Regions from separate parts of the Homo sapiens genome. Here regions 2 and 3 are each linked to region 1. A link is an interaction called in ENCODE POLR2A ChIA-PET data of the cell type or tissue named here. Cell type or tissue: B cell. All regions are shown on one strand. Each heading gives the region's core, and the rest is flanking DNA. Links, peaks and the distances in the headings are about the cores only.

What was found. Peaks named below come from ENCODE experiments on the same cell type or tissue, not always from the same donor. Only the 100,000 strongest peaks of a DNase experiment are listed, where the experiment ranks them.
Region 2: POLR2A ChIA-PET joins it to region 1 with 6 read pairs; 4 of 35 experiments call an interaction of 5 or more read pairs at or near these places.
Region 3: POLR2A ChIA-PET joins it to region 1 with 7 read pairs; 2 of 35 experiments call an interaction of 5 or more read pairs at or near these places.

The regions. Positions count from the first base shown.
Region 1 is chr10:14,503,401-14,512,101 of GRCh38, reverse strand. No RefSeq gene overlaps it. Among named protein-coding and RNA genes, the nearest start is that of MIR1265, 71 kb to the right of the region's middle. RefSeq lists enhancers at 4,871-4,930, 4,176-5,447. In B cell, for the core only: no CTCF peak of the experiment used is centred there; a DNase peak (open chromatin) is centred at 4,821.
Region 2 is chr10:14,860,827-14,865,826 of GRCh38, reverse strand. The region is part of intron 10 of HSPA14 (heat shock protein family A (Hsp70) member 14); the gene reads right to left. It also overlaps a transcript of SUV39H2-DT not described here. Among named protein-coding and RNA genes, the nearest start is that of SUV39H2-DT, 15 kb to the left of the region's middle. In B cell, for the core only: no CTCF peak of the experiment used is centred there; no DNase peak of the experiment used is centred there.
Region 3 is chr10:14,660,724-14,669,424 of GRCh38, reverse strand. It overlaps FAM107B (family with sequence similarity 107 member B), which reads left to right. Exons shown (of 5, transcript NM_031453.4): 2 at 1,734-1,791. It also overlaps the pseudogene RNA5SP302. Among named protein-coding and RNA genes, the nearest start is that of FAM107B, 110 kb to the left of the region's middle. In B cell, for the core only: no CTCF peak of the experiment used is centred there; no DNase peak of the experiment used is centred there.

The sequences.
Region 1 (8,701 bases), core at 2,047-7,046:
AGAGTTGCTAGTGGACAAAAGTGTCCTTGCACCTGTAGTAATGACAGAGCTAAAGAATGTGAACTCATCCTTGTTTTTCCATTTCAACCCTTTATGTGGTTCTACCTTATTTTTCTTATGAGATCTTATTAAACCAGAAATATTTCCATTACACTTAGAAAGATTAGTTGCGATATTTTCTTTACAGATAAGAGTTATGAAAGGGAATTTACCAGACCAGATACCGAAACACACCTTCAAGCAACAGTAATTTAACTGGCCCAATATTGTCTCAGAGAAGACAAATTGTTCAATGGAGTGGCATAAAAAGTCCAGAAAATGACTGACTTGCGTGTCAAAATTTACAATGATTGAGGTGGGATTTTATTTCAGATCAGTTAGGAAAGGGTAAACAATTCAGTGAAAAGTTTTGGGGCAACTGGAACGAAACAAATATATATTCCTCTACATAAGAATCATTTCCAAGTTTATTAGTGTTCAGCATAAAAATAAAACTGTAGAATTATTAGAAGAAATTATAAGGGAATATTTCTATAATCCTAGTGTTGGAGGAGGCTTTCCTAAGCATAACATTTAGCCCAAAATCTATAATGAAGAAAACTGACAGATTTAACTAGTGAAAATTAAATGCTTTTGTACAAGAAAGATGTAAGAAAGGTTAAGTGTCACAGACTAAGGCATATTACATATACAGCAATACCTGGATTACATACAGAATGTCTGTAAATGTTAATCCAGTAAAAATATATATATATATGAACAGGTAATTCACAGAAGATGGAATACAAATTGTCGATCAACATATGAAGAGATGCTCACTCACTACTATCAGGAAAATGCAAACTAAACCAACAACGAAGTAACTTTATACAAATATTCACAAGGCAAATATTTAAAAGACTGATAATAGCTATGGTTGGTGAGGATGTAGAGAAGCATGTATTATATATACAACATCAGGGGAAGTGCAAATTAGTAAAGCCAATTTAAAAACATATTTTCACATGCTCTAGAATGGATATAACAAAAACGATATACAAATACAAGTGTTGACTAGGATGTGGAAAACTTGAATCCCTTGTTTTATTGCTGGTGAAAATGTAATGGCATAGGTACTTTGGAAAAGTTTGACAGTTTCTTAAGGAGTTAAACAGATTTATCATATGACCCAGCAATTCCGCTCCTAAGTATTTACCCAAGAGAAATGAAAACATACAACCACACACAGAGTCTTGCGCACAAATGTTTATAGCAAGATTATTCATAATAAAGTGTGGAAGAACCCCAAAGGTCCAAGAATTGATAAATGGACAAGCAAATGTGGTATGGCCACACAGTAGAATATTCTTCAGCCATAAAAAGGAACAAAGTACCAATAAATGCTACAACATGGATAAACTGTGAAACAATAAAACTTAAAAAAGTGCACATATCTTTTGACACGCCAATTGCATTTCTAGGAATGTGACCTTAAGAAATACTTATGTGCATAGAGATTGTTCTTCAAAGACATGTGTGGCCAGGTGTGGTGGTGTGCACCTGTAGTCATAGCTACTCTGAAGGCCAGGGTGGGAGGATCACTTGAGCCCAGGAGTTCCAGACGAGCCTGGGCATCATAGAGCAAACATTTGTTGGGCAAACATTTTTTGTCTCTAAAAAAGAAAAAAAGAAATATTTACAGCATTTATCATAATTTATCTTGCAAGCACCCTGCTTATCTAGTAGTAGTTTGCTAGATTAAGTCTAGTACATTCCCATTCTCTTTATGGACTATAATGCAGCTTTTAAAAGAACAAAATATATTATTATACATATACATAAATAAGGCTTTGAAGCTATACCCCATGAATATGTACAACTATTTTGTATCCAAAATAATTAAAAATAAAAAAATTATAAACTAAAATTCCTGAAAATAAGTATTGACCCAAATAGCCTATAAACTGAAAGAGAAAATGATATTTCTCTTAGAACACACTTTCATTTTTCTCCCTGAAGAAACCTGAAAACATTTATGGACAGACCTTTTTGTTTTTCTGTTTGGATTGACCTGAAATAAAATTTTTATTATCAACAACAAAAAGCAAGCTGTGGAACAATAGACATATGATCTCATTTATATGAAAAAAATTTTAAGTATTCATATCCATACATCTATACAAATGCTTGCAAATAGGACTGGAAGTTTACCCAACATATTAACAGTGGCTACTTCTAGGGGAGGGAAGGAATTTAAGGCCAGAAATAGAGTGGCTTCTGTATGTAATCTGCATATTTGTGATCTTTTTTTTTTCCCAAGACAGGGTCTCACTGTCGCCCAGGCAATGAGTTGATCACAGCCCGCTGCAGCCTCAACCTCCCAGGCTCAGGTGATTCTCCTACCTCAGCTTCCCGTGTAGCTGGCACTACAGGCACTCGCCACCACACCTGGCTAATTTTTCTATTTTTTGTGGAGACGGTCTCTGACTATCTTGCCCAGGCTGGTCTCAAACTCCTGGGCTCAAGCAATTCACCCTCCTCAGCCTCCCAAAGTGCTGGGATTACAGGTGTAAGCCACCGCGCCTGACCAATATCAGTATGTATTTAAAATTGTATACAATCAGAATGAGTCCCTGAATCACGAGTGTTTAAAACGGCATAAAAGCAAAGCTTAGAAACTAAGTCTGCTTAATACAAAACTATCCCTTAAATTCTAAACACTGTTAATTTCATAATTATTGACGTGTACAGTGAACACCCCATGAAAGAATACAAGAGCGGTTTCAATGTTCCCCAAACATGCAGACCTATAGTTGAAATCATCGAAGGGAAAAAAGATCTAGCGAAAAAATAGAAGCTCTGACTCCAGAGCGGCACTGAGAAATGTTTCGAGCTTTTGCCAACCCCGTAAGGGTGGAACAAAGACCTGAGCTGGGGCTCCTCGTAAGTGACCCGAGGGGTGTAGGTTTCGCCATGAAAACAGCATTGCCCTTTAGAGTTTTCCGCTGCTCCTGGGACTCCAGTGACTGCGGTTACAGCCCTCTGGTTTTCCTCCTATTGTTTTCATTGGCCGGGGTCTAAGCGACTTGGAAGTGAGGAATCGGGAGCTCTGTAATGAAATACTGCTACTCGGTGCGCGCAGGGCCCTGGGAGAGCTCCAGCTTGGCCAGTCAAGGTCTTCTTGGCAGATGTTCTTTCTTGGATGACGATGGAATTCTCTTTCCCTTCTCCCTTGATACCAGGTGGGGCCTTCATCGTATTACTAAGAGTCGATTTATTACTCTTTCCGCTCCTTCTGGTTGAATACTTGAGATAGACGCTTAGGAAAGGAGCTAGCCAAGCCCTGGAGAAATGCTGACTCTTTGGATTTAATTTATGAGGCCTAATAGAAGCCGTCACAGAGGCTGGCTAAGGGTAGAATTAGCAGCAGAGAGTAGAGGCTGCAGCCTTCCCTGCTGTGACTTCATGGTTGAAGCTTGAGGTGCAATCTCATGGGGACCTCCTTGGTTGGTTGTCCGTGGTTATTTACTCATTTAAGAGGTTCCAGGAAATAATGGCACCTGTGTTAGCCAGGTGCCAACAAACAGTGAAAGTAGCATGATTAAAAACATTTACTGTGAGGCTGGGCACAGTGACTCAACGCCTGTAATCCCAGCACTTTGGGAGGCTGAGGCGGGCAGAACACTTGAGGTCAGGAGTTCAAGACCAGCCTGGCCAACATGGGGAAACCCCATCTCTGCTAAAAATACAAAAATTAGCAGGGTGTGATGGTGCGTGCCTGTAATCCCAGCTACTTCTGGAGGCTGAGGCAGGAGAATCGCTTGAACCTGGGCGGCAGAGATTGCAGTGAGCTGAGATTGCGCTACTGCACTCCAGCCTTGGTGACAGAGCAGGACTCTGTCTCAAAAAAGAAAAAAAAAAATGCCACCCAGGAGGGAAATACCTTACACAACAGGCTGTGAACCAGAATCAGGGTTTGGAGGATCCTCCATTAGAGCTGATAGCCAGCCTATAAGCTCAACGAAGAAAAATTCACTGTGCAAAGTCACATGCATGAAGGGAATATTCTAGCTGCTGCAATGTGGCTTTAATTCAGTGAGTTGGTGCTTTGCTCTCTAGGGGAACTTGCTGGAGTTTGCTCTCTTTCTTTCCATTCCCTTTTCCTTCCTCAGTGATTTCAGTGTTTCTCAGAGATAAGCGGTCAGATCAATTAGGCACACGTGCTTACTGAATATGTTGACAAGATATCTCGCTAGGAGCTAGTTCCAGCACTGGAGGTGTTTATAATCTTGTTCAGAGATGAGACATTGCATAAGATGTAATAAATAATAAGACATGAAATAAAATGCCACATGAATACTTCGAAGATAAGAACTATAGGAGCAAATTAAGAAAAGAAAATACACACACTAAATCAAATGGTTTTATTGTTAGATAGATGTTCGTATTAATGTTCTCCGAGGGAAGCCGTGGAAATTAATGGTTCAAATGATGTTTTAAATTAAATGTAAATTTTATTTCTTCTTGATCTTCCTCTGTGCTTCCCAGACTGTTCTTCAAAAAAATATGACTGAACAGTTTGAAAAGCCAGGTTTTTTGTGAGTAGCAGTAATAGGACACTGGGGAGAGGGAGAGCAGGAAGTGGGAACAGCAAATAAGCCTGCTGCCTCCCCGATGCACAACTGCTTGCAGTGTTGCTAGGAAACACCTGTCGTTTATATCCAAAGAACTTCCTGAGGTGCTTGAGGTTAGGCTATGGGTGAGTTTTGATTTGCGTCCTAGCATTGAAATCTGAAGACCTGTGTGGTTTGCTGTGGCGTAGTCAATAACAACGAAATGGCTGGCTGTCCCCATGCACCTGCTGCGGGTACCTGGTTGCAGGAATGAATGGGGCTCTGGGGAAGTGTGTGTTTCCTGCTCAGGCTGTGTGTTTATCCATTTTCATCACAATGCCCAGCATTGGGAATACAATGCTGAGCAAAATCATATCAGCCTCTGCCTTTTTGGAGCTTAAAATGGAGTGAGGAGACAAATATTATTCAAAGAATCACAGAAATGCATGTAAAATGACAACTGTAGTGAGTGGTACAAAGAGAAGGGCAGGGAGCTGTGAAAACAGGTGCCTCTGCACCTAATGGCTGATGAGCAGAACATTAGTCTCCAGCCATTGCTGCTCTCCATGTGCCAGGCACCATGCTCAGTGCTTAACATTTGGGATCTAATGGAATTCTCACCATATTCCTATGGGGGGAACCCTGTTGTCATCTCTACTATAGAGGAGAGGGAACTGAAGGTCACCAAAGTTAAGTACAGTGGTCCCTGCTTCTCCTTGGGGGTAAATTCCAAGACTCTCATTGGGTGCCTGAAACCATGGATAGTACCAAACCCTTTATATATTATGTTTCTTCCATCTGATAACCAAGATGGCTACTGAGTGACTAATGGACCAGTAGTGTAGACCTCGTGGATATCCTGGACAAAGGGAAGATTCCCATCCTGGGTGGGATGGGGTGAGATTTCATCACACTATTCTGAATGCCCTGTGATTAAAAACTTATGAATTGTTTATTTCTGGAATTTTCCATTGAATATTTTCGAACCGTGGTTGACTGTGGGTAACAGTCAAGCCATGTAAAGTGAAATCGCATATTAAGGTAGACTACTGTAACTGAACTGAAGGCCTTCTCCTCCAAAATTTCGCCCTCATCCACAGTCCCAGTCTTCGTAAATGGCACCACTTTCCATCCAGTCCTGTAATTTGGAAATTTGGGAGTCATCTTTGACCCAGCCTCACCCTCCATATCCAATGGAGTTCTTTCCACTCTACCTTGTAAATATCCAGTGAATTTCTCCACTCCTCTGCAATCCCACTACCCATTTTAGAACAGCAGCTTCCTGGTGGGTCCTCCTGTCACTTTTGCCTCAGTCTGCTTTGTGCTCTCCAAAGAAGTCCAAATGATCTTTAGCAAAGGCAAATCTGACTGTGTTCCTCCCTTGCTTGAAGACTTCCCATTGATTTTAGGGCAAAGACCAAAATCCTTAACATGGCCTCCAGGCCCATCATGCTCTGGCCCCTGCTTGCATCGCCAACTCCTCTTGTACCTCTGCCTTTGTTCTCCTTGTTCCAGACTTACCAGCCTCCTCTCTGCTCCAGGGCTTTCCCACCTACCAACTGCCTTTCCTCAAAGTTCTCATTCTCCCCTTTGTGCTTAGTTAACTCATGTTGGACCCTTAGATCCCAACTTCCTTAGGGAAGCTTTCTGAACTGTGCAGAGCAGGTCAAATCAATCTCATAACACAGTTTTACTTCTTCTTTGCAACATTAGGTAAATTAATCCTTGTGTAATTACTTAATGTCTCTCTTATGTATATGAGCTACGAAGTTGGGTATAATATCTGCCTTGTTCACTGCAGTATTCTCCATTTAGGGCTTGGCATACAGTAGGCACTCAACACATATTTGTTGAATCAATAAGTGAACTTCCCAGAGTTCACATGGTCAATATATGGCAGAACCAGGACTCAAATCCAGTTTGACTAATATCAAAGTTTATGCTTTTAATCACTGTATTCTACTATTGTCCTCTATGCCGCCACCATGATAATGTCTTAAAGACATTAAGAGCTTGAGCACAAATTTACTGTATACAGAATGAACCTTTGTGTTCTTTTCAATAGAATGTTGGGCAGCAGCTGCCTCTCAAGCTGACTGTTGCTTTTTACCTGTTCTCATATGTGATTCTACTGAAGTGAGCCAGGAAAAGAGCTAGTGATAAAAATCAAGAGGTCTAAAATAATTATTCTTAGTCAAAAAGAAGATAGATTAAAAATTATTCTTAGCCAAAAAGAAGATAGATTAAAAAGAGTGGAATTTTAATTGGATAACCTAGAAGAAGTGGATAAATTCCTAGAGACATCTAACCTATCAAGATTGAATCATAGAAAAGTAGACAGTCTGAAGAGACCAGTAATGAGTAAGGACTTTGAATCAGTAAGAAAAAAACAAAAAACAAAAAAACAACTCTCTCATCAAAGAAAAGCACAGGGTCGGGCATGGTGGCTCACACCTGTAATCCCAGCACTTTGGGAGGCTGAGGCCAGTTCAACACCAGCCTGTGGAACATAATGAGACCCCTTCCCATTAAGGGTAATTGGTGGCTGTCCTGGTTACTTGGGAGGCTGAGATAGTAAAAACACTTGAGCTCAGGAGTTTGAGGCTGCAGTGAACTATGATCGTGCCACTGTACTCCAGCCAGGGTGACAGAGTGAGACCCTATCTCTTAAAAAAAGTAAAAACTCAAGGCCTGATGGATTCACTGCTGAATTTTATCGGACATTTAAAAAAGAACTATTACTGATTCTTAAACTCTTTCTGATAGTTGAAGAGGAGGAAACACTTCTTAAATCTTTTTACAAGGCCAGTATTACCTTGATATCAAAGCCAAAAAAAGACATTACAAGAAAAGAAAATTACAGGCCACTATTCTTGATTAACATAGATGCAAAAATCCTCAACAAAATGTTAGCAAATGGAATTAAACACCACATTAAAAGGATCGTCCACTATAATCAAGTAGGATTTATCCTTGGCATGCAGAAGGGGTTCAACATACACAAACCAATAAATGTGATACATCAAATTAACAGAAGGAAAGACAAAAATTATATGACCATTTCAATGGATGACAAAAAAGCATTTGACAAAATTCAACATTCTTTCATGATTAAAAAAGATGCGTACCAGCTACTCTGTGCACGTTGCCTATGGAGTAGCCTTGTTTGCAAGAAGTAATAATTTGAAAAAGAAAGAAAGAAAGAAAAACTCTTACCAAACTAGGTGCAGAAGGAATGTACCTCAATATTATAAAGGCCATATATGAGAAGCTCACACCTAACATTTTGTGCAACAGTAAAAAACTGAAAGCCTTTTCTCTAAGATCTGCAATAAGACAAAGATGCCCACTTCTTGCCATATGCAACATATTATTGGAAGTCTTTGCCAGAGTTATTAGACAAAGGGAAGAAATAAAAAGTAAGATAACCATTGGTGAGAAAATGATCTTATATATAGAAAATCTTACAGATTTTACCAAAAAACTGTTACAGCTAATAAACAAACTCGGTAAAGCTGCGTGATACAAAATCAACACACAACAGTAGCATTTCTATACACTAACAGTGAACTATCTGAAAAAGAAATCAAGGGAATAATCCCATTTACAATAGCTGCAAAAAAAGAGAAGATACTTAGGAATAAATTTAACCAAGGAGGTGAAAGATTTGTACACTGAAATTTATAAAACAATGATGAAAGAAATTGAAAAAGAAAGAAATTGAAAATAAATGGAAAGATATCCTGTTCATGGATTAGAAGAATTAATATTGTTAAAATGGCCATACTATCCAAAGCAACCTACAGATTCAATGCCATCTCTATCAAAATTCCAATGTTTGAAGCTTGGTCTAGGAGAATCAATAGTATTGTGTTCTCTCAAAGGATAATCTATAGGGCACTTGATTGACAAGGGGCTTGAACAAAAATATAAGACACAATCAATAATCTATCTCCCATAAAACATGCAGGGAGATAACTTGAACTTATCTATATTCCACTCTGCTTTTCGCTAGACTGTATGCCTTGTAAAAGTCAATTTTTCCGAAAGTCAATTTTTCCAAAAGTCATTCTTTCTTTCAAAGCATATTGTTTGCAGTCTTGAATGGT
Region 2 (5,000 bases), core at 1-5,000, 360 kb before region 1:
GTAAAGTTCATATGGAACCAAAAAAGAGCCCACGTTGCCAAGTCAATCCTAAGCCAAACGAACAAAGCTGGAGTACCTGACTTCAAACTATACTATAACGCTACAGTAACCAAAACAGCATGGTACTGGTACCAAAACAGATATACAGACCAATGGAACAGAACAGAGCCCTCAGAAATAATACCACACATCTACAACTATCTGATCTTTGACAAACCTGACAAAAACAAGAAATGGGGAAAGGATTCCCTATTTAACAAATGGTGCTGGGAAAACTTGGCTAGCCATAGGTAGAAAGCTGAAACTGGATCTCTTCCTTACACCTTATACAAAAATTAATTCAAGATGGATTAAAGACTTAAATGTTAGACCTAAAACCATAAAAACCCTAGAAGAAAACCTAGGCAATACCATTCAGGACATAGGCATGGGCAAGGACTTCATGTCTAAAACACCAAAAGCAATGGCAACAAAAGCCAAAATTGACAAATGGGATCTAATTAAACTAAAGAGCTTCTGCACAGCAAAAGAAACTACCATCAGAGTGAACAGGCAACCTACAGAATGGGAGAAAATTTTTGCAATCTACTCATCTGACAAAGGGCTAATATCCACAATCTACAAAGAACTCAAACAAATTTACAAGAAAAAAACAAACAGCCCCATCAACAAGTGGGCGAAGGATATGAACAGACACTTCTCAAAAGAAGACATTTATGCAGCCAAAAGACACATGAAAAAATGCTCATCATCACTGGCCATCAGAGAAATGCAAATCAAAACCACAAGGAGATACCATCTCACACCAGTTAGAATGGCGATCATTAAAAAGTCAGGAAACAACAGGTGCTAGAGAGGATGTGGAGAAATAGGAACACTTACACTGTTGGTGGGACTGTAAACTAGTTCAACCATTGTGGAAGACAGTGTGGCGATTCCTCAGGGATCTAAACTAGAAATACCATTTGACCCAGCCATCCCATTACTGGGTATATACCCAAAGGATTATAAGTCATGCTGCCATAAAGACACATGCACACATATGTTCATTGCGGTACTATTCACAACAGCAAAGACTTGGAACCACCCCAAATGTCTGATAAGGATAGACTGGATTAAGAAAATGTGGCACATATACACCATGGAATACTATGCAGCCATAAAAAATGACGAGTTCATGTCCTTTGTAGGACGAAGCTGGAAACCATCATTCTCAGCAAACTATCGCAAGGACAAAAAACCAAACACCGCATGTTCTCACTCATAGGTGGGAACTGAACAATGAGAACACTTGGACACAGGAAGGGGAACATCACACACCGGGGCCTGTTGTGGGGTGGGGGTAGGGGGGAGGGATAGCATTAGGAGATATGCCTAATGTAAATGATGAGTTAATGGGTGGAGCACACCAACATGGCACATGTGTACATATGTAACCAACCTGCACATTGTGCACATGTACCCTAGAACTTAAAGTATAATAAAAATATATATAAAAATAAAAAAAAAAGTAAGTGGTGCTATGCAAAAAAACAAAGAAAACCAAAAAAAAAAAACCAACCTTGGAAAATATTGACTTTTTTTTTTTTTTTTTCCGGAGACAGAGTCTTGCCCTGTCACCCGGGCTGGAGTTGCAGTGGTACAGTCATAGCTCACTGCAGCCTCAAATTCCTGGGCTCCAGCGATGCTCCAGTGATCCTCCTGCTTCAGTCTCCCGAGTAGCTGGGACTACAGGGGTGTGTCACCATACCCAGCCAACTTTGTTTTGGGAAATCCAAGATTAAGGTGCCAGCAACACAGGCCATTCTGAGGTCTCTTTTCGTGGCTTGTAGGTGGCCACCATCTCACTGTGTCCTTACACAACCTCTTTTTTGGTACATTTTGGTGGGAGGGGGAGGGAGGGTGGTTAAGAGCCAGCTTTCTTCTCATGACAACAATAATTCTATCAGATCAGGGCCCACCCCTGTAACTCCAATTAACCTTAATTACTTCCTGAGATGTCTCATCTCTAAGGCCTTCTAAGTGAGTTCAAGCACCTGAGTCAAAATGGATTAAACTCCCTATTTCTTTGAGTGCATCTCAGGAGTTGTTAAAGAGGGTAAGAGTGAGAGAGGCAGAGAAGGCAAAAAAGAAGAGGAGGGTGGGGAGAAGCAGCAGACACAGCTGCCTCTGCTTATAATGTCACAACCTTAGAAGAGGTTATTAAGAGCAAGTCATGCTCTGTGGACACAAGAAGAAGGGAGGTGGGGAGAGGAAACATTAGAAAAGGACTAAGCCTGGGTTAGGGGACAGGACTGTTACACTCAGTTTATGATAGACACCTTGTTCAGATGATGCCTGATAATCATATGCCTCTGATTCCCCATAGAGACGACTTGGGACCTACTGATAATCAGTGGTCCTGAAGAGGCCACTGACAGCTCCTCATCCAGAGATGAGAGGATGAGTTGGAGCCAAGTAGCTAAGGCACTCCTTTAAGACCAATGCCAGCAAAAACTAGGACTGCTCCCCTTTTCAGTGTTTATGTTAAAAGGGGTCAGTTTGTTCAGACGATATAGGTCAGGTAGAGAAGTCTGAAATGGTCCATCTAATCTTTCATGCTCAGTTAGCATAAATAATATAAAAATTATAAATTATTGCAGAAAAAAAGAATACCTCCTCATAACCAAGTAAGTTATATCCCAGGTATACAATGATAGTTCCATATTAGGAAATTATTAATTCATTATATAGCTTTAAGATACATAAAAACAACGTCATAAGATCATCTCACTGGTGTCCAAAAATACATATGTAAAAATACAACACCCACTTCATATTAAAACGCCTTTAAAAATAGAAAAGGCCAAGCGCAGTGGCTCACACCTGTAATCCCAGCACTTTGGGAGGCTGAGGTGGGCGGATCTCTTGAGCCTAGGAGTTCAAGACTAGCCTGGGCGACATGGTGAAACTCCATCTTCACAAAAAATACAAAAATTATCCAGGTGGGTGTGGTGGCATGTGCCTGTGGTCCCAGCTACTTGGGAGGCTGAGGTAGGAGGATCACCTGAGCCTGGGAGTTCGAGGCTGCAGTGAGCCATGATTGTGCCACTACACTCCAGCCTGGATGACAGATGACAGAGTGAGAACCTGTCAAAAAAGAAAAGAAAGAAGGCCAGGCACAGTGGCTCATGCCTGCAATCCCAATACTTTGGGAGGCCGAGGTGGGCGGATTACAAGGTCAGGAGATTGAGACCATCCTGGATAACACAGTGAAACCCTGTCTCTACTAAAAATACAAAAAAATTAGCCAGGCGTGGTGGCGGGCGCCTGTCGTCCCAGCTACTCGGGAGGCTGAGGCAGGAGAATAGCGTGAACCTGGGAGGCGGAGCTTGCAGTGAGCTGAGATCGTGTCACTGCACTCCAGCCTGGGCGACAGAACGACACTCCGTCTCAAAAAAAAAAAAAAAAGAAAAGAAAAGAAAGAGCTTTCTCAATATGATAAAATCTATTTTCTTGGGGCTGGGTGCTGTGGCTCACGCCTGTCATCCCAGCACTTTGGGAGGCCGAGGCAGGCGGATCACGAGGTCAGGAGATTGAGACCATGCTGGCTAACACGGTGAAACCCCATCTCTACTAAAAATACAAAAAAATTAGCCGGGTGTGGTGGCAGGCGCCTGTTAGTCCCAGCTACTGGGGAGGCTGAGGCAGGAGAATGGCGTGAACACGGCAGGCAGAGCTTACAGTGAGCCGAGATCGTGCCACTGCACTCCAACCTGGGTGACACAGCTAGACTGTCTCAAAAAAAAAAAAAAAATCTATTTCTTTTTTTTTTTTGAGACAGAGTCTCACTCTGTTGCCAGGCTGGAGTGCAATGGCGTGATCTCGGCTCACTGCAACCTCCACCTCCCGGGTTCAAGCGGTTCTCCTGCCTCAGCCTCCCAAGTAGCTGGGACTACAGGCGCGCACCATCACGCCCAGCTAATTTGTGTAGTTTTAGTAGAGACGGTGTTTCACCATGTTGGCCATGATGGTCTAGATCTCTTGACCTTGTGATCTGCCCACCTTGGCCTCCCAATGTGCTGGGGTTACAGGTGTGAGCTACCGAGCCTGGCTGATAAAATCTATTTCAAACCAATTACCAGTAACCAATGTTTGTTGGTAAAAGTCTCACAGTATTCCCCTAATAAAAGGAACAAAAGAAGGAATCCAGCATTCACAAAAATATTTAAGTTCTGGCCAGGCACAGTGGCTCATGCCTGTAATCCTAGCACTTTGGGAGGCTGAGATGGGTGGACTGCTTGAGCCCAGGAGTTTGAGACCAGCCTAGACAACATACAGAGACCCCATCTCTACAAAAAATACAAAAAGGCACACACCTGTAGTCCCAGCTACTCAGGAGGCTGAGGCGGGAGGGTCGCTTGAGCCTGGGAGACAGGGGTTGCAGTGATGTAACATTGAGCCACAGCATTCCAGCCTGGGCTTCTGTTTGTTTTATATTTGATTGCTATGATCAGAACTTACATTTGTTTTTGGACAGAGTCTCAAACAAAAGGGACACATCTTAGAGAAATGTCTCCCCACTTACAGATACATCTTCTCCCAGCACCCTCAACCACCCCATTTTCCTATTGCCCTTGTAACACAACTTGAGAGTTGTCTATACTTGTCTCCAACACCTCACCATCAATTCAATATTAAACCTGCTCCAGTAAGGCATTTATCTCCACAGCTCCCCTACAATTGCTCTGACAAGCCATTCCACATTGCCAAGTCCAAGGGTCAATCCTCAAGGAGGTTAAGCCTCACCCTACTATACCTCTGGCATCACAGGGCAGCTGCTCTCTCCCTTCCTTAAGGATATGTTTTTGCCTGCCTTCCTGGTTCTCTTCCTTCTCACTGGCTGGTCCGGTGCCAGATGCCCTTCTAGCTTGCAAATGTCCCAAGATCCCATCCTGGGATCTCTTCTGTATTGTGGCTCTGCTTCCCCCATGGGTACACCTGTCCAGTTTCATGGCTTT
Region 3 (8,701 bases), core at 1,833-6,832, 160 kb before region 1:
GATATACTGATTTCCTTCGAAAAGGACATTTCTTTCTTCCTTTTTTTTTTTTTTTTTGACAGAGTCTCGCTCTGTGGCCCAGGCTGGAGTACAGTGGTGCAATCTCAGCTCACGGCAACCTCCACCTCCCAGGCTCAAGTGATTCTCCTGCCGCAGCCTCCCGAGTAGCTGGATTTACAGGCAGGCAAAACCACACCCAGCTAATTTTTTTGTATTTTTTGTAGAGATGGGGTTTCACCATATGGCCCAGGCTGGTGTTGAACTCCTGGGCTCAGGCAATCCACCCGCCTCGGCCTCCCAAAGTGCTAGGATTACAGGTGTCAGCCACCACAACTGGCCTGGACCTTTCTTTATCTTACTACCTGAGCTCTAGAGTCTGGTGGGTTCTAATCCAGGTGAGATATTACCAAGAACTGGCAAACTCAGGGCAAATTTGAGACAGTATTCCTATAATGAATAATACCAGTTTTTGAATTCAATTTTTTCACTCTGGTTATAGAATAGCCCCAGTTTTTATTTATGGAACCCTACACCCATATACTTTATTATGGTCTAGCATATCTTCTATTGGGCTAAATTCTTAGAAAGAACAAAGTAAGCACAGTAGCCTTCCTGCCAGGCTAGGAAGGAAGCTGAGTAGGTAACTTCCTGCAGTATAATTCAAGGGATGTTAGAAGGTATCCTGCCTAAAGGTTAAGATCCCACAGAAATAGCCCGTAGCAGACACTCATCAAATATTTGTTTAATGAAGGGAAAAACAAATAAATTAATTGGCGTAAAGTCATCTTGCAGGCAAAATTAGAAAAGGATCATTTAGATATTCCTCTTAATTTATCTCCCTCATTTCTAATGGGGTCTACTTTTATCAGTGTCACGGCAGTGACAACCATTGTCATTAAAGAATATCATACCAGGACTCAGACAAGAATGTGTACACCTACCTTCTTAGAGATAAAAATATAACTGTGAATAATGATGGAACTTTCGAAAGTACATGAAATCAGTTCCTTGAGTGATGAAAAACAAAACATAATTCTCCTTGTTCAACCATGCTGGTGGCATTTCTATTTTATGAAAAACCTGGCCTGGTGTGGTGGCTCACTCCTGGAACCCCAGCACTTTGGGAGGCCAAGGCAGGCAGATCATGAGGTCAGGAGATCGAGACCATGCTGGCCAACATGGTGAAACCCCGTCTCTACTAAAAATACAAAAAAAATCAGCCAGGCCTGGTGGTGCATGCCTGTAATCCTAGCTACTTAGGAGGCTGAGGCAGAAGAATCACTTGAACCAGGGAGTTGGAGGTTGCAGTAAGCCGAGATTGTGCCACTGCACTCCAGCTTGGTGACAGAGTGAGACTCCACCAAAAAAAACCCAAAAAACAAAAAACAAAAAAAACCCCGTCACCATCATTTCTAAGTCACGGGTGCCTTCAAATATATTAGTCACAGGGGGCCCCTGGGTTGCACCACTCCAGGGACAACATGCATAGACACTACCATGTGAATAGCACCCTGGAGTTGTGTCACCCAACGCCCCTGTAGTTACTCTACTCTACTTGGCATTTATTGTTGATTTGTAGTAGCTTGTCCAAAACCTCAGTTCTTTAAGGTGTGGTTTAAGTTTTTCAAGTCTTGATCTCATATTAATTAGTAGGCTTGCAAAAAGTATTGCCTTACATTAATGCATATTTTTACTTTCTCCCTGCTTTTCTGGTTTATGGGGCTGGCGCTTAGGAAGAAGAATTTCGAGAAGAACCTAAATGCCTCGAGCTGGAGCAGAAAATGACATCAGGTAGAGTACATTCTGTGTGATTCCTTTTCCAGGCTGCTGTTGCTGACAGAAGTGCTTGGAGCATCCTAAGGCTTTTCAGATTGCAAAGGAAAACCTGTATGTTCCAAATGATTGGAAACATGACTAGAAATGTCACGTGTGATATATTCCAGGCACGACATCTGGACAATCTGGTTGTGATGCAGAAAATAGCTCGTTCTGTTCTTTGTCTTCTTTCTTTTATTGATTACAGTTCTTGATGAACAAACACTTGCAAAGAAGTAGATGATGATAATGATGAAAAAATTTCAAATTCAGTAACGCTAAACTAAGAAGTATCATTATTTACTGAAATATTTATGATTATCTTGGAAAACATTATTTAGATAAGTTTGCTGGGGTTTTTTTTATGTTTGTGTATGGTCAAGTATGCAGCTTCGCTAAAGTGATTTATGCCACAATAGGACGCCCTATGAGTTAATGAGGAAAGAAATAAATGACGAGTGAATTTATAACTTAGTTTATGACTGTGATCTGTAATGATAATGAGATGTAATCGTCATAAAATAAACATTAGTTGAATGGGCCTAATAATAATGAAAGCTAAATCTTAATACTCTCAGCCTCTATTTACCAATGGCTTTTAGTTTTAGTTTGGTGTTTTATGTGATTCGGTGTTAGAAGATGGCTCCAGACGTGTTTGCTGCTGGCAAAGGCTCATGTTCTTGTACTTTAATGGAAATTAGGGAGAAGAATTAAGAAATTGGAAGTGGTAATGAAAAGAGTATGCAAAGTGGGAGGAAAAGTAGCACCCTACTCTGGTATAGATGAAGGAGACACAATGAGCAATTAATCAGCTCCACCCTTTCCCTCTATACTATCTCCTCCCATCTCCTCCCAAGTTCCCTGTACCCCCATCAATTACCAACATTGCTTTAATTTAGTGCCTCTTCCTGAGACACTGTCCCCTTGCAGATCCTTGTACAGATGGCTCAGTTCAAATGTCCTGTCCCAGAGAAAACGTTCCCAACCATCTTGGCATTCTTCCAAATCACTCTTCATCCCATTACACATTTTTTTTTCATGATTCTCATTCCAATCTGTTATGGTTTGGCTCTGTGTCCCCACCCAAATCTCACCTTGGATTGCAGTTCCCATAATCCCCATGTGTTGTGGGAGGGACGCAGTAGGAGGTAATTTAATCATGGGGGCAGTTACCCTCATGCTGTTCTCATGATAGTGAGTGAGTTCTCATGAGATCTGATGGTTTTATAAGGGGCTGTTCCCACTTCACTCTGCACTTCTCCTTGCTACTGTCATGTGAAGAAGGACATGCTTCCTTCTGCTTCCGCCATGATTGTAAGTTTCCCGAGTCCTCCCTAGCCCTGCAGAACTGTGAGTCAATTAAACCTCTTTCCTTTTTAAATTACCCAGTCTCTTGCAGTTCTGTATAGCAGCATGAGAATGGCCTAATACACAATCCAAAATAATCTTTCTGTTAATCTGTGGTTTATTACAATATTGTCTCTTAGAGAGCAGGGACATTACCAGTCTTGTTTAATGGCATCCCTAGCACCTTGGACAGTGCCTGATACATAGTAGTAATTCAGTAAATTTTTGTTAAGTGACTCCCTCATGTCCATTATGGGCAAGACACTCTCTTACTGTCTGTAGTGGGGGTACAGGTGGGGTAGGTTTGACATAGGCCAACACTATGCTATTTTAGATTTCTGCGATATGAAAAAAAATATGACATGGCACTTGCCCTCAAGACAACAAATTATGTTCGCAATATGAGAAATCATGTGAAGATATCTATATAATCAAAGTTCTGCTGGGAACACTGAGGAAGGAGCAATTCAATTTGCACTGGGAAGCAGGATCAAACAAGGCCCCTTGGGGTTGATGATACTTGTAATGAAGATTGGAGTTTGAAAGCCTACTTTCATAATAGGGGCATAGTAGGGGCAGTGGTGGAGCTTACATATCATACCTTTGAAAATGACTCTGAGTACCACTTTTGCACATTTACCCTTGATCTTTCATTTCTCAGCCAGAGAAGAAGGCTGGGAGGATGGTCATTGCTGCATCAATGCAAATTCAGCCAACTCAAAGGCTTTGAATTTCCCAGCTGCTGTTATAAATGCTTTTATTTGCTCTCTTGGCATAGTGCCCACTATGTTCTGAGAACATTTGTTCACACACGTTGGGAGGACATCATTACTCACTAAAGACTTGCTAAGAAATGAGATGACTTTACTGAGTTCTTTTATGACACCTCAGGGTGAGAAATTAGACATCCCATTCTGAAAAATTCTGCTAGGGTTCCCAGCTCCTTAGGCCCTCAGTATGTGTTACTAGAGATTCAGCAAAGTGGTAAAGATTTCCCTCAATAAATGCATTTGGAGTTGGACACCTCCCTCAAAATAAATCTGCAGAAAAGAGCAAATGAAGTGTAGGTAGACATTTAGAATCCCAATTTATCTGTGATCAGCAGGTATGGTTTTACATTATTGACACAATAAAAGGCTTATTACTTTCCCTTCTTCAAAAACACCTAAAAATGCTGTTGTCTAACTGGAAATTTCAAGCAGAAAATGCAGTTTCTCATTATTTCTTAAAAATGCTTGGGTCCGCAGACTTTGGGGCTTGCTATAGAGCTCCTCTTCTTTATTCAGGATTTATTCCTAAATGTGTGTCTTTGCATTGCATCTTGCTTTGGGTGTACTTGTGTTTCTAGTTGTAGTTCATTCTATCCAGATCTCCCATATTGATTAACCATTCTTTAAAATCCTGTTAGGTGTAAGTTGTGTCTGCTAAATTATTTGAAAAGTATGAACATATACTATATTCATTCAAAAAACTTTTACTGAATGTCTACTATGTGCTAGATATTGTAATAGGAATTATGCTATATAGTGAAGAATCTGAGAATGAGGAGGAGGATACATTCTGAGAAATGTGTCACTAGGCAATTTTGTCATTGTGTGAACATCATAGAGGGCACTTACACAAACCTAGATGGTATAACCTACTACACACTGAGGCTATATGATGTAGCCTATTGCTTCTAGGCTACAAACCTGTATGGCATGTTATTACACTGGATATTGTAGGCAATTATAACACAGTGGTAAGTATTTGTGTATCTAAACATATCTCACCATAAAAGAGGTACAGTAAAAAATACAGTAGTATACTCTTATGGGTCCACTGTTGTATATGTGGTTTGCTGTTAACCAAAACATTGTTACATGGCACATGACTGTATTTAGAGTGGTAAATACGACAGACTTGACTCCATCCCTCATGGAATGTATGGAAAGTGAGAAATACAGCCATTAGACAAATAAAATGTGAGTTATAGAGAAATGGTAGCCTTTAAATAGTAAAATGTAAGTTTTAGAGAAAGCAGGATACTATGGAAGTCTTGCCTTCACAGAGCTTCAGTCAAATAGAGCCTTTAAAACATGAACACAGAGAGCTAGGAGAAAAGGTAGAATACAGCATGTGCTGAAACAGAGACATAAGTAGGGGGCCAGGGAGCACTAAGGAGGTGAAAGAAACCCAGCTGGAGGAATCCAGGAAGTTTTTCAAGAGAATGCACCATAAGAGCTGGGCCTTGAAGGACAGAGATGAAATTCATTTGTGAAGGGAGACACGTCAGCCAGGGTGTTTATAAAGCAAAACCCAAATACTGTAAATTGGATTCCAAGTGATACTTGCTTGGAGTTCAGCCCATTTTTTTTTTTTTTTTTTTTTTTTTTGGCTGATGATCTAATTCTTGGGCATCTGACACTTCATCCTGAGTTCTATAATTTGTATTCATATTCGTAGGAGCCACCCACGTGATAATGACAGACGAGTTAGGAGTGTGCTCTGTCCTTACCACCATTGTTACTGTCTTCTGCCCTCAGATAATTGTGTCTGTATACATTGGAGGCCTTTCTTAGTAGGTGATTGAAAGATGGAACCTTAGTGCCTTTCCCGGAATCAGGTAGCATTTCCTTGTCACTTTGTGGATATACTAGCTTCATGGATACATTAGCCCATTTATAAGAACTTCCTTTTAATGTGATGCATTGTGGTTTGCTGTCAATGGGTACCCCATTTCAGCAAGAGAAGTGCTGGGCAGATTCTGCAGGGAGATGAAGTTTACCGTCTACGACCATACCACCCTGAACGCACCCAATCTCATCAGATCTCGGAAGCTAAGCAGGGTTGGGCCTGGTTAGTACTTGGATGGGGGAGACGAAGTTTACCTTCTTTTCACACCTGCACTTTCTATGTTCCAAGCCTCCTCAGTGAGTGTATTAGTCGAGTTCTCTAGAGGGACAGAACTAATAGAATAGATGCATATATGAAGGGGAATTTATTGAGGAGTATAGACTCACATGATCACAAGGTGAGGTCCCACAATAGACCTTCTGCAAGCTGAGGAACAAGGAAGCCAGTCCAAACCCAAAATCTCAAAAGTAGGGAAGCCGACAGTGCAGCCTTCAGTCTGTGGCCGAAGGCCTGGGAGCCCCTGGCAAACCACTGGTGTAAGGCCAAGAGTCCAAAAGCTGAAGAACTTTGAGTCTAATGTTCAAGGGCAGGAAGCATCCAGCATGGGGGAAAGATGAAGACCGGAAGACTCAGCAAGTCTACTCTTTCCTCTTTCTTCTTCCTGCTTTTATTCTAGCCATGCTGGCAGCTGACTAGATGGTACCCACCCAGATTGAGGGTGGGTCTGCCTCTCCTAATCCACTGACTCAAACGTTAATCTCCGTTGGCAACCCCCTCACCAACACACCCAGAAACAATACTTTGCATCCTTCAATCCAATCAAGTTGACACTCAATATTAACCATCACAGTGGGGTTCCCTCCTCTACACCTTCGCTTCCCAGTTTCTCTATCATCAGAAGGGCATGCACTCAGGCACATACACATTGGTGCACTGTGTCACCTCTCTCAGCCTATTGGTATGTTAAGCCTCAGATCTACTTATGAAATGAGAAGATGTGTTGGTTATGAAAGGGATTTTAAACATCAACAAACAGGTAAAGAAGGACAGAGATCAACCTGGGCATCATGGTGAGACCCAGTCTCTACAAAAAAATTAAAAAATTAGCTGGGCATGGTGGTGCATGCCTGTGGTCCCAGCTACTGGGGAGGCTGATATGGGAGGATCACTTGAGCCCAGGTGGTCGAAGCTGCAATGAGCCATGATTGTGCCACTGCACTCCAGCCTGGGTGAGAGAGCGAGACCCTGTCTCCAAAAAAAAAAAAAAAGACAGGTCAGAGGTCAGATGAAGGGAGAATTGCCTCCAGCAGCAGTTACACAGCGTGGTTGGTCACTTTCTCCACCTGAGCATAGAAGGCCCTGAATGATGGGAGCAGTCAATGAAGACTCCGTTCGACTGTGTGCTCCCCAAAAGCAGGGATTATGTCTATTTAAAAGTGAGGTGAGGTTCTTTATTGCAAGGTGCCATTTTAAAGATGCGTTGCAATCCCTTCTATATAATATTCAATGCAAAAATAAAGAACATGTAAAAAACTGAACCTGGGCTATGTTTATAACTCCACATAGGGAGAAGGAAGAATGAGGTAATGGTGATACATTGGGTGGAGACTCTGCAGAGGAAAATTTTCCATACTTAAGAGTTCCTATGATGTGGTCAGGATGCTGTTCTGATAATAGAGACTAAAACAAAGATCCTTTACTAATAGTGACAAGGGAAAGGCCACAATGCCACAGACAGAGAGAACTGCATGTCAGCGAGAAGGCACAAATTGAAGCCTCACTATGTGACTCTCTGAGGGTGAGCCAGTTATTCGAAGTTGCTGAGGACAGGGATAGTCACTGGTTTACCTGTTCTCACCTGGGCTTATGCCTCATTTCTCAGCAGCTGCCAAACCAAAATCATTCTCTTCCTGAACTAGTCAGAGTTCTCCAGAGAAACAGAACCACTGGGACATAGATATAGAAGGAGATTTATTATGAGGAATTGGCTCACATGATTTTGGAGGCTGAAAAATCCCACGATCTGCCCTCTACAGACTCGAGATCCAAGAGCCCCAGTGGTGAAATTCTAGTCCAAGTCCAAAGGCCTGAGAACCAGGAGAGCCAATGGTGTCAGTTCTGGAACAAGGGCAGGGAAGACTGATGTCCCAGCTCAATCAGTCACACAGAAAGAAGAAGGAGAGAATTCCTCCCCCTTTCCCCTTTTGTTCTATTCAGACCCTCCACAGATTGGGTAATGGCCACCTACACTGGGGAGGGTGATCAGCTTCACTGAGTTTACTGATTTAGATGTTCAACTCATCTGGACACACTGTCTTGGACACATCCAGAAATAATGTTTAATCTGGGCACCCCTTAGCGCAGTCAATTTGACACAGAGAATCAACCATCACACTTTTCTGGTAAATTAGTCCGTTCTTGCATTGCTGTAAAGAACTACCTGAGACGGGATAATTTATAAAGAAAAGAGGTTTAATTGGAACACAGTTCTGCAGGCTGTACAGGAAGCGTGGCTGGGGAGGCCTTGGGAAACTTACAGTTGTGGCAGAAGGTGAAGGGGAAGTAGGCAGGTCCTACATGGCTGGAGAAGGAGGAAGAGGGCGAAGTGGAAGGTGCTACATACTTTTAAACAACCAGATCTAGTGAGAGCTCACTATCACAAGAACAGGGGAAAATCCACTCACATGATCCAGTCACCTCCTGCCAGGCCCCTCCTCCAACATTGGGGGTTACAATTTGACATGAGGTTTGGGGAAGGACACAAATCCAAACCTCATGACCTGGGTAGCATCTCTTTCCTTTTTCCTTTCCATGGTATGTGTTCCTTTTCTAGAGCCTTCTATGGGTTGCTCTGCCTTTTTACTTTAGAAAGAAAGTTCTAGAATGAGGCTTCATTTACTCTCTTCTTATTCCACCAAATGGC